2 separate regions of the Homo sapiens genome follow, and region 2 is linked to region 1. A link is a contact called in ENCODE Hi-C or POLR2A ChIA-PET data. All regions are on one chromosome and are shown on one strand. The core of a region is the stretch at or near the end of the contact, and the rest is flanking DNA. Distances in the headings are between cores, read along the strand shown. Region 1 overlaps REPS1 (RALBP1 associated Eps domain containing 1). Region 2 has its middle 22 kb from the start of HECA.

What was found. A loop is a pair of places that touch in the nucleus more often than their neighbours do. ChIA-PET counts read pairs that join two places held with the same protein, here RNA polymerase II (POLR2A). Pooled maps may share reads with other maps.
Region 2: a pooled map shows a loop between it and region 1 (4-fold over the local background). The contact joins two enhancer-like sites. A Hi-C loop is called at or near these places in 8 of 50 pooled maps. POLR2A ChIA-PET finds 5 or more read pairs at or near these places in 3 of 52 experiments (H1, OCI-LY7 and WTC11).

What each region holds. Positions count from the first base shown.
Region 1 is chr6:138,941,479-138,946,556 of GRCh38, forward strand. It overlaps REPS1 (RALBP1 associated Eps domain containing 1), which reads right to left. Exons shown (of 20, transcript NM_001286611.2): 3 at 4,023-4,219; 4 at 3,741-3,894; 5 at 3,020-3,144; 6 at 2,375-2,537; 7 at 2,035-2,098; 8 at 1-11. Among named protein-coding and RNA genes, the nearest start is that of REPS1, 44 kb to the right of the region's middle. Within about 2 kb of position 3,078, at least 2 of the 41 ENCODE cell types and tissues checked have a DNase peak (open chromatin) inside an H3K27ac peak, as active enhancers do.
Region 2 is chr6:139,110,424-139,115,501 of GRCh38, forward strand. No RefSeq gene overlaps it. Among named protein-coding and RNA genes, the nearest start is that of HECA, 22 kb to the right of the region's middle. Within about 2 kb of position 2,913, at least 3 of the 41 ENCODE cell types and tissues checked have a DNase peak (open chromatin) inside an H3K27ac peak, as active enhancers do.

The DNA of each region.
Region 1 (5,078 bases), core at 1,828-4,327:
CTGAGAGTTCCCTAGAAGATAAGTTTATTGTGAATATAATCACATTCCGCTTTGGATCCTTTTATTTCTCAAAAAGAAGCAAGAGAAATATTTTCCATGAGAAAGTGCAAGAACTCAGTAATTATAAAAATCCCATACACAGAAAGATGTGTAATATAGCAAATGTAGCAAAATGTTACCTCCAGAATCTAGGTGGTAGTATATGAATGCTTATGGTACTCTTCTTTAAGCTTTCCTGTGTGTTTGAAATTCTCTAAAAAGCAGCCCCAATAATTAAGGTCACCAAAAAGAATGACCTATAATTCACATGCATTTTTAGAAGGCATACGTAATAAGTTAGTGAAATTTTTCAAAAGTCTGTTTTTATGTTATCAAAATTCACCATGTATGTACTTTATTTTTTGTTTTTATTTTTTTTGAGATGGAATCTCGCTCTGTCACCCAGGCTGGAGTGCAGTGGCACGATCTCGGCCCACTGCAACCTCCACCTCCTGGGTTCAAGTGATTCCCTTGCCTCAGCTTCCTGAGTAGCTGGGATTACAGGTACGCGTCACCATGCCTGGCTAATTTTGGCCAGGCTGGTCTCGAACTCCTGACCTCATGTGATCCACCTGCCTTGGGCTCCCAAAGTGCTGGGATTACAAGCGTGAGCCACCGCACCCGGCTGACATGTACGTACTTTAAATCACTAAGTAGAACTGCAAGGCTTAAAACAGAAATACAGCCACTCCACCTTGCTGTCTATGCCCTTTCCTAGATACAGACAACCACTTTTGTCTTTATTGCCTTAAACTATAAATAGCATGCATATATTACTAGTTTTTGAGTTTTCAGTTTTAGGTGTTATCTACCTACCTTGTACTACAGCACTCTATGCTACCAAAAACCTATTAAAAATGATTTAGAATATAGAGAAATAACATTGATACACACTGGAATTAACATTTATGTTTATCTGATAATCGTTTTTTATTTATTTTTGAGACAGAGTCTCACTCTGTTGCCCAGGCTACAGTGCTGTGGTATGACCTCAGCTCACTGCAAACTCTGCTTCCTGGACTCAAGCAATCCTCCCATGTAAGCCTCCCAAGCAGCCAGGACTACAGGCTTGCACCACCACACCTTGCTAATTTTTTTCTTTTTAATAGAGATGGGGTTTCACCATGTTGCTCAGGCTGGTCTTGAACTCCTGGGCTCAAGCAATCTGCCTGCCTTGGCTTCCCAAAGTGCTGGAATTACAGGCGTGAACCACCACACCCAGTTTGTGTTTTCTTTTTGCTTGTTTTGTTTTTTTGAGACAGAATCTCGTTCTGTCACCCTGGCTGGAGTGAAATGGCACAATCTTGGCTCACTGCAACCTCCACCTCCCAGGTTCAAGCGAATCTCGTGCCTCAGCCTCCCCAGTAGTTGGGATTACAGGCATGTGCCACCATGCCCGGCTAATTTTTCTGTAGAGACAGGGTTTCACCATGTTGCCCAGGCTGGTCTCAAACTCCTGAGCTCAGGTAATCCACCTGCCTCGGCCTCCCAAAGTGCTAAGATTACAGGTATGAGCCACCGCACCCGGCCCTGGCCTATTTTTATAAAGTAATTTGTGATTACACTTTGTGTTCTAATAGCCAATTCGAACCATATTCCAACACAGCTATTCTTAAGTCTCTGGTTAAATGGAAGCTAACACCATTCCTAAACTTATGGCATGGTATAGGACTTACTAAACTTGATAAAAAACCAATGGGATAAATATAACCATGTATGTGCAAACTAACTTTTATCTCATACATTATGCTAGCAACAAAAAAACAGCTGATACAGCTTAAAGAATTTTAGCTCTTTACAAAGAACTACTGTATCAGTATCACTTATTTCTTTTCTGCAGAATAAGAGAGAAGCTGGCTATTGTAAGGCAATACTGAGTTCTTTGACAGCATTCTTGAAGGGGTTAGTTGTTTATTTTTTAAGGCTCTAAAATCTATCTGCTAGAAACTCCTTGGAAGCAACCCAGTTACCCAACTAATGATATACCACACTTACCAAATATGAGAAAGTTCAAGAATAGGAAGTTTTGATTTTGTAAAAAACTCTTTAGCTGCAGATCCTGAAATATTAAAACAGTGTTGTTTAATGTTATTCTGAACTTACGGATCCACGAACAGAATGTAAGAGTCTTAGACTTTTTTAACTGGGAAAAGATATTTTTAATATGTGAATATGTCATGTTTTTGGCCCCCAGTGATTATAAATTCTTTTTAGACAAATAATCTGATAATTATTTTATAATTAAAATCTATGACCAATAAAACAATGTCTTTGATATTATGAAATTGAGATTCTCCTGTCCCATCTAGAAGAACTTCTGTTTTCAACAACTCACCTGGAATAAATCCGTTTAGATCAGGCTGAATGGTTTTAAACTGATTTACATAATACTGTCTTTGTTCATCTGTTATTTTCCAGGGATCATCATAACTACTGGATTGCCTACGAATTTCAATGGCAGTTGTAGCTGATGCTACAGTTCGTACTGTTGTCTGGTCCTGTAATGAAACATTTTTTCCTCAGTACAATATCTACCTACATGATTATATGGACCAAGATTGCTAGGTTATTTATCTTTGAAAGTAAAACTTGCTTTTTGTGTATATTTAAAATGTAAAACCACACATCTGTTACAGTCAGATTATTGGATATGTTTTTGCACAATGATTATAGAAACGAGTAGAATGACAGCAATTATGTAAGCAACAGAAAGTTATGAAAATGTGCTAAGAAAGCCAAGCAAATATATTTCCAGATGCAGAAACCTTTCAAAACTTCACTAGGGAATCAGAAACAGAAATAAAATCAGCTGAAACATTCCAATGATAACAGATTTGAAATGCACAGAGCAGAATTTTGCTTTTAAATAAATGAGTGGATTTGCATTTATAAAATCTGCAACAGCAAAATATAAAAACAACGACTGGAGCAATACTCTGAATGAAGCAAATAAAAATGCAATACCAATAAAATGTCACACCTGGACAGAAGCAGGATGCATGGTTAAAAGAGTACTGGTTGGTGGAGTATCTGCAAAACTGACCCAGTTTTCTTGAGGTGGAGGTGGGGAATGCCCTGACCACACTGCATCACCAGCAGAAGAACCTATAAGGAGAATGGGTAAACATGCTGACTCATGTTTGAGGAAAAAAGTTACTAGGAAGTTTTCTTTCCAACTCTTACTCTGAAGAAATCTAACAATTTCCAAAATGGAATCTTTTCTGTTCTATTAGAAATTATACCTCATTTAAATATCTTCAATTATTTTGTGCTCTCCTTGTCAATAAAATGTATGTAATATATACATAATATTCTGGGAAATAATTATTCATTTTACCTTTAGAGAATCTGGTATCCATAAACTTGTCTAAACATCACAGATACACATAAATGCAATTACCACTTTTCAAAGCAATGTATCCACTTACAAATTTCCATAGTTGGTTTTTGCTTCTATTTAACTTAAACTTACAATTAAAAACTATCTGGGAGGCAACTCCTGAAGGAATATTATCAAGTTTCCTTCAATTTACAACCCTAAATAATTGTTACTTTCAAAAAATCTCTAAGCCAGGTTCTGTGGCACAAGCCTATAATCCCCACCTACTCAGGAGGCTGAGGCAGGAGGATCATTTGAACCCAGGAGTGCAAGACCAGCCTGGGCAACACAATGACACTCTAATCAATCAATCTCTAAATACCTGATTGTGCTTCACCAAAGGGAGACCAAAATGGCCCAGGTCCCGCGAGAGGCCTCTCACTATTCCCACCGCTGGGATGACGGCTGTGCTTCCTCCATGTGTGTGGAGAAGTTGGTGGGGATTGCTGTGGTGAAACTACTGGGGATGCAGGTTCCTAGAAAAGAATATTATTTTAAAATTTTAACTTTAAGGAGACATTTTAATTATTAAGCTACCAATAAGAGCCTTAGTGAAGCATTTGCACAGGGCATCAACTGCTAATATTTACATGCATGTGATTACCTGTGCATCTGCAGATGTACGAGGCTGAACCGTATCATGGCTTACGGATCCCTTTTTCACTTGCCCCCTGCCAGGTGGTGGGGGAATTACACCAGAATACGACCCTTGATTTTCAGAATCTGAAGAATATGAGGCTGCATGGCGAGATTCCTGTTCATTCTTTGAAGCAACAAATCTTGGCAGAGGAAGGTCCTTTACTGTTAACCACAAAATAATCATTACTTCAAAATAAAAAAGGACATATATATTGAAAACTAAAATAAGACATGAATTAGATATTAGAATTTTTGTAAAAATGGATACAGAAACAAGAGGCACAAAATGTCTATCACCACAAAATTTGGACCACCATCTCCCTTACATTATTTAGGGAGACTCTTATCTAGAAAGAAGTAATAAAACCAAATTGTCCTTCTAATGAGTGATAACAATGGCTACATCAAATGTCTACGTATGTTTGGCCCTATACTTGCCACTGAATATTTATTTCACCTCGTAACCACAGTACCCCTGCAAAGCTCCTATTTACAGATAAGAAAACTGAGGCTCCATGATGCCAAGGTCATGCTTGTAGTAACTGACAGTTAAGATATAAACCTAGATCAGTCAGACCCCAAAGCCTAGGCTGCTTCTACTCACACCGGGTCTTTAAAGTAAGATTTTAGACCTCTAAGTAAAACACAGAATATGTCACTAAGTCTGAGACTAGATTTAGAAATTTTCATGGCAGAAATTCTTAAAAATACCTTATTGTTCACCCCCCAAAAATATGGTAGAGTATTCTATCTATCCACTGTAGTCTGGCTTATGTTTCTCCTACAGCCAGATATTCTACATTCAATTTTAAATAGAGGAGAAAGATGAAGGACTGAGAAACTGTTTGCAGGTAAATAAGTGATACTTTTAGACCAGAAAAAATACAGCTACAAAATCATTTCAGAGGAAAGCGTACTTACCTCCATTACATGATTACTTTCGTCTCTGTTTAGAACCTCCACATGAAGGAAGGAAACTATTAAGCTTATTCAATATACATGTAAAAGAATTCAAAATTAC
Region 2 (5,078 bases), core at 1,663-4,162, 170 kb after region 1:
GAGCAGATCCAGGATTAAATGGATACAGTGGTAAATACAAAAATTTAATCTGAGCCACTTGACGGTTTTCCACTAAGATTATTTCAGTTCAACTACAGTGAAATTTAATTACTACTTACTGAGTGCCTAAAGGAAACAAAGTTTGGATCATGGGTTTCTTGGTATTCTTTAACTGTTCTCAGCTTAAAGCTTTGTTCCAACTCTGAACATAATTCACTCTTACACATCTAAGTTTCTGACCTAATCTTGCCTCCTTTTTCCTTGTAATAAAATTATACTCTGTTCTCTTTCAAAACTCTGCTCAAGCTTCATCTCCTTTAATTAGCCTTCGCAGACAATGCAGATGAATGCCTGTTGTGGTATTTATTCCCACAATCTCTTTATCACGAGCAGAAACGTAGACTCTTAAGAGGGCCATCCTCTGTCCAGGTCCCATTCCCCAACACCTCCCACCACAGGCCCTCCCTATACACCCCAAATCAGTGGCTCTCAATTTTGGCTGCACAGTAAAATTCCCTGGGGAGCTTTAAAAAGGTTGCTTTTAAGAAGCCAAAGAAGAATTTTTAATTTGGTATCCCTGGTAGCTGTAAAACAAAAACAAACAAACAAAATGAAATAAAAGAACAAAATTGGGAATCATAATCTCTGAAGGCAAGCCTCCCACAATTTGCTTTTTAAAGTTTTTAGGTCACTTAAAGGTTTGTTCACAGGTGAGACTTGTCTTAAACAAAGCAGGACTCTCACTTACCTTAATATGTCTATACTTAAGTATATGTTTCTTTATTTGTCTTTTCTTTTTTGTTACATGTAATCTCACAAAATCACATGTTTTAAAGTTGTGTTTGGGTTCTCCAAATAAACAGAACAACAGGTGATACACACACACACATACACACACACATATACATAAAGATTTATTATGGGAGTTGGCTTATGCCCCACAATCTGCTGTCTACAGGCTAGAGAACCAGGCAAGCTAGTGCTGTGATTCAGTCAGAGTCTGAAAGCCTGAGAATCAGGTGGATGGTGTAAGTCCTGGTCTAAGCCTGGAAGCCCAAGAACCAGGAATGTGGATGTCCAAGGGTAAGAGAGAAATAGAAGTCCTAGCTCAAGCAGAAAGAACAAATTCACTTTTCCTCTACCTTTTTGTTCTATTTGAGCCCTCCATGGATTAGGTGATACCTGCCCACATTGGTGAGGATGATCTTCCTTGCTTGGTGTACAGATTCAAATGCTAATCTCTTCAGGAGGTACCCTCATAAACCCACCAGAAATAGTGTTTTACCATCTATCCGGGCACTCCTTAGCCCAGTAAAGTTGACATAAAACTAACCATCATAAGAGTTGAAACATGTCTTAGATGTCATTTCTTCCAATTTACCTGTGGAAATCTCCAGCAAAGGACATGTCTTACCCAGCCCATAGATTGAGAACCAAAACATCAAAATTTACTGGGCAAAAGATGTTTGGAATATTATTGTTATTATCATGAGGATTATTACTTTAGACAGGGTCTTGCTCTGTTGCCCAGGCTGGAGTGCAGTAAGATCACAGTTCACTGCAGCCTTGACCTTCCAGGCTCAAGAGATCTTCCCACCTCAGCCTCTCGGGTAGCTGGGACTACCGGTGTGTGCCACCATACCCGGCCAATTTTGTATTTTTTGTAGAGACAAAGTCTCACTATGTTACCCAGGCTGGTCTTGAACTCCTGCGTTCAAGCAATCTCCCACCTCGGCCTCCCAAAGTGATGGAATTACAGGCGTGAGCCATGGTGACTGGCATGAAGATAATTATTTAGAAAGCAAATTCAAGGGTCTCTTTTATTTGTAATAGCAGACCAAAGTGAGCCTGCAGGTCACTGGAATAGTCATGATAGAGTGAACATGCCTGGGCTCTGAAGTCATGAGACTCCCTCAACTTCAACTCCTGGGATTGTCAGGCATGTCTCAACTCTTCCTCTTTAAGCCAGTTTCCTTATTTTCAAAAATGCAGAGAGTAATGCCTCGAGGCTTGTTTTAAGGATTAAATTGGGTAAATATTTATGAAAGTGGGTGACATATAGTTAAATTTTTTAACAGCTGTAAAATGGTGAGAACCTTCTTTCACTGACTTTAAAAGGTAAAGAGAAAAATAACTATTTTGCATTTGAATAGGTGTTTATTATTCTGTCAGCTGTAATGATTTTTAAATATCTCAAAATTTCTCAGTATAACCCGGCTCGACCCGGCCGTTTGGATTCAAAAGTGTTTCTGGCATGCTTCCTAGAGCTTACATTCTATATTCTTTGAAGCATCTGAAAGAAATATAAGCTCCATTGTTGTCCAGAAGGAATTTAGCCTATTAGTCACCTATAAAAGTACGAATCTATAATGTTTACAATATAACCCTTTCAAAAATTTGTTTAGAGGAAGAAGAAAAACCCCAAAGCAGATAGAAGACATGGTGATTTATCCATCACCAATGAAGAAGGAGAGTTAGAAATGCGGTGAGAGACTGGGCACGGTGGCTCATGCCTATAATCTCAGCACTTTGGGAGGCCAAGGTGAGTGGATCACCTGAGGTCAGGAGTTCGAGACGAGCCTGACCAACATGGTGAAACTCCGTTTCTACTAAGAATATATAATTAGCCAGGTGTGGTGGTGCATACCTATAATCCCAGCTACTTGGGAGGCTGAGGCAGGAGAATTGCTTGAACCTGGGAGGCAGAGGTTGTGGTGAGCCGAGATCGTGCCACTGCAACTCCAGCCTGGGAAAAAAGAGTGAAACTCCATCTCAAAAAAAAAAAAAAACAAAGAAATGCAGTGACAGTAGAGGCCTCAAGGCCCCAGGGAGCTTAATGCTTGTGTGTGTGTGTGTGTGTGTGTGTGTGTGTGTGTGTGTGTTGTGCATGTTCCTGATGATCTTTCTGTTTGAGCCACGAAGAAATCAACCACTTTTCTGTTTTGCCCCCAGGATAAATACCAGAACAGCCTATCAGAGGTAGAAAAACAAGAGAAGATAAGATCTTAACTATCATAATGAGGACAGGCACTTGCTTTTAACCTCAGAAGCAGGGGAAGTGGTAGAGTTTGAGTGTTACTTGCAGAATCCAAAGCTCTACCAAGGCTGGAACAATGCAGATGTCTACTGAGACCTCTGATTATAAGTGACAATTTCAACATCAAGTTTTTTGGACTGGAAAGTAAATTCTATCCAATAATATATTTTGGGGAAAAATTATTCCCCAAAAAGTCTCCTACGTCTCCTACTCCCAAAACTTTTAACCTCCTTGAGCTTAGGCTGGGGAGATTCCAGAAATTAGATGAACATACAAAATTAAATGATGAGAAAGTATTGCATTGTACTTAAGTGTTACAGGTCTTTAAATCTTAATATATACGCTTAACTCTGAATATACCTTAAATATAAGTTATAATAATGACCTATGCTATTTACTTAGACCCAAAAAGAATTGTTGGATTTAAAAGTATGTACTTATTTCACCTCTCTTAATTCCCTACTCTTTGGACCTAGGATATCTTAAACCATCACCCTATCTAACCTAGGCAACCTAAGCCTGCCCCCAAAATTAGAATACAGCATCTTCCAAATAGCAAAGCCATGATCAATGGACAGAAATTATAGAAATGCAAGATTCATCTCAACCTAAAAAGGAAGTTTCTGGGAACCAAAAACGTCCAATAATATAGTAGGCTGCCTTACAGAGTGCTTAGCTCACTGTTGTAGGAGGAGCTCAAGCTATGTCTAAATGATCAGGTTAAGTCAGGAGTCAAGCTAAGACTAAATGTCCATCTGCTTGGGATATTGTGGAAGGAATTCCAGTGCTTGATGAAAGGTTGAATTGCAAGGTCTCTTCCCAATATAAAATTATATGACTTTGAATAAAATAAATCTGACACTGAATACTTTGGTTGGTGTCACATTTCTGACTTTAGATAATTCAGCTCATCAAGAATAAAGAGTATGGCTTATTTTTACACTGGAGCCCATCACATTTTATTGGGGGTCCCTTAGACTGACTGTTAGTAACTTTCAAAAACTGAAATATTAACTAGTTTATGGTTTTGGATTCCATTTACATATGTTTCCCTGGCCCCTCCTTACCTCTTACCTGCCAATGTGTTCTTCTGTTTCATGTTTTACCTATTCATTATGTCAATTATACCTGATTACAGGGTACTTTCATGGAAGATTGATTTCCATTGCAGACCTGAGTGAAATCACATATATCATTTCCACCCATAACCTTTGCGGCTGGAAGTCCTGTGCTCTGTATATGCCTCAAACATAAGGATGGTCCTAAAAGGGTCTGTCATTAGTCCTTTGAATGAAAAATACATTGCATAAAACATAATTTATTTCTTTTAACTCATTAGGAGCCATTTAAAAGTTGACAGCAAAGTTTATTCCTTACCAAAAAAGGGGAGGCTGCAGATAAAATGGTGTTCTCCCCATCAGCACCCGGATGTTGCACATGTAGGGATAACAGCTGGCACGGGGATATTAATAGGCAGCCATTGTTTTTGCACCTGGCTGGGGATGACAGTCTGAGACTATAACCAGTGCAGCTGCGGAGGTTCTTGTCAGATTTTTCTGAGCCATAGAAATGAGGAAACAATCATTTTAGATCTATGACATACTAGCCTTCATGAAATACCTCAGGTATTAAAGAAGGATAAATGAAGTAAAGAGTAAAATATGATTATTTTGAACAGTCTCCAAACTATTTAGTGCACTTTTCTATTATCTTAAGAATAAAGAACATTGATTCTAAAGGAAAACAAAATAGAAGAGGTATTTGAGTAAGAGAAAAATATGGCACTAAACATTGGTATTTGGATATGTGTAAACGTTGTGTGACTTAAGTTCTTAGAAGGTACAACTGAGACACTCATTCCAAAGAAAATAAGGATCTGTTTTTGGAAAAATAAAGGGTATAAAAAAGTTTATTTTGAAAAGGAATAAAATTAGACTTGTTGTGAAGGTCTATTATATACCCCACATAAAAAGACACTACCGAATTTCTTCCACTCCCTTCCCTTCCCTCCCCTTCCATTCTGTTCCTTTCTGTGTCCTTC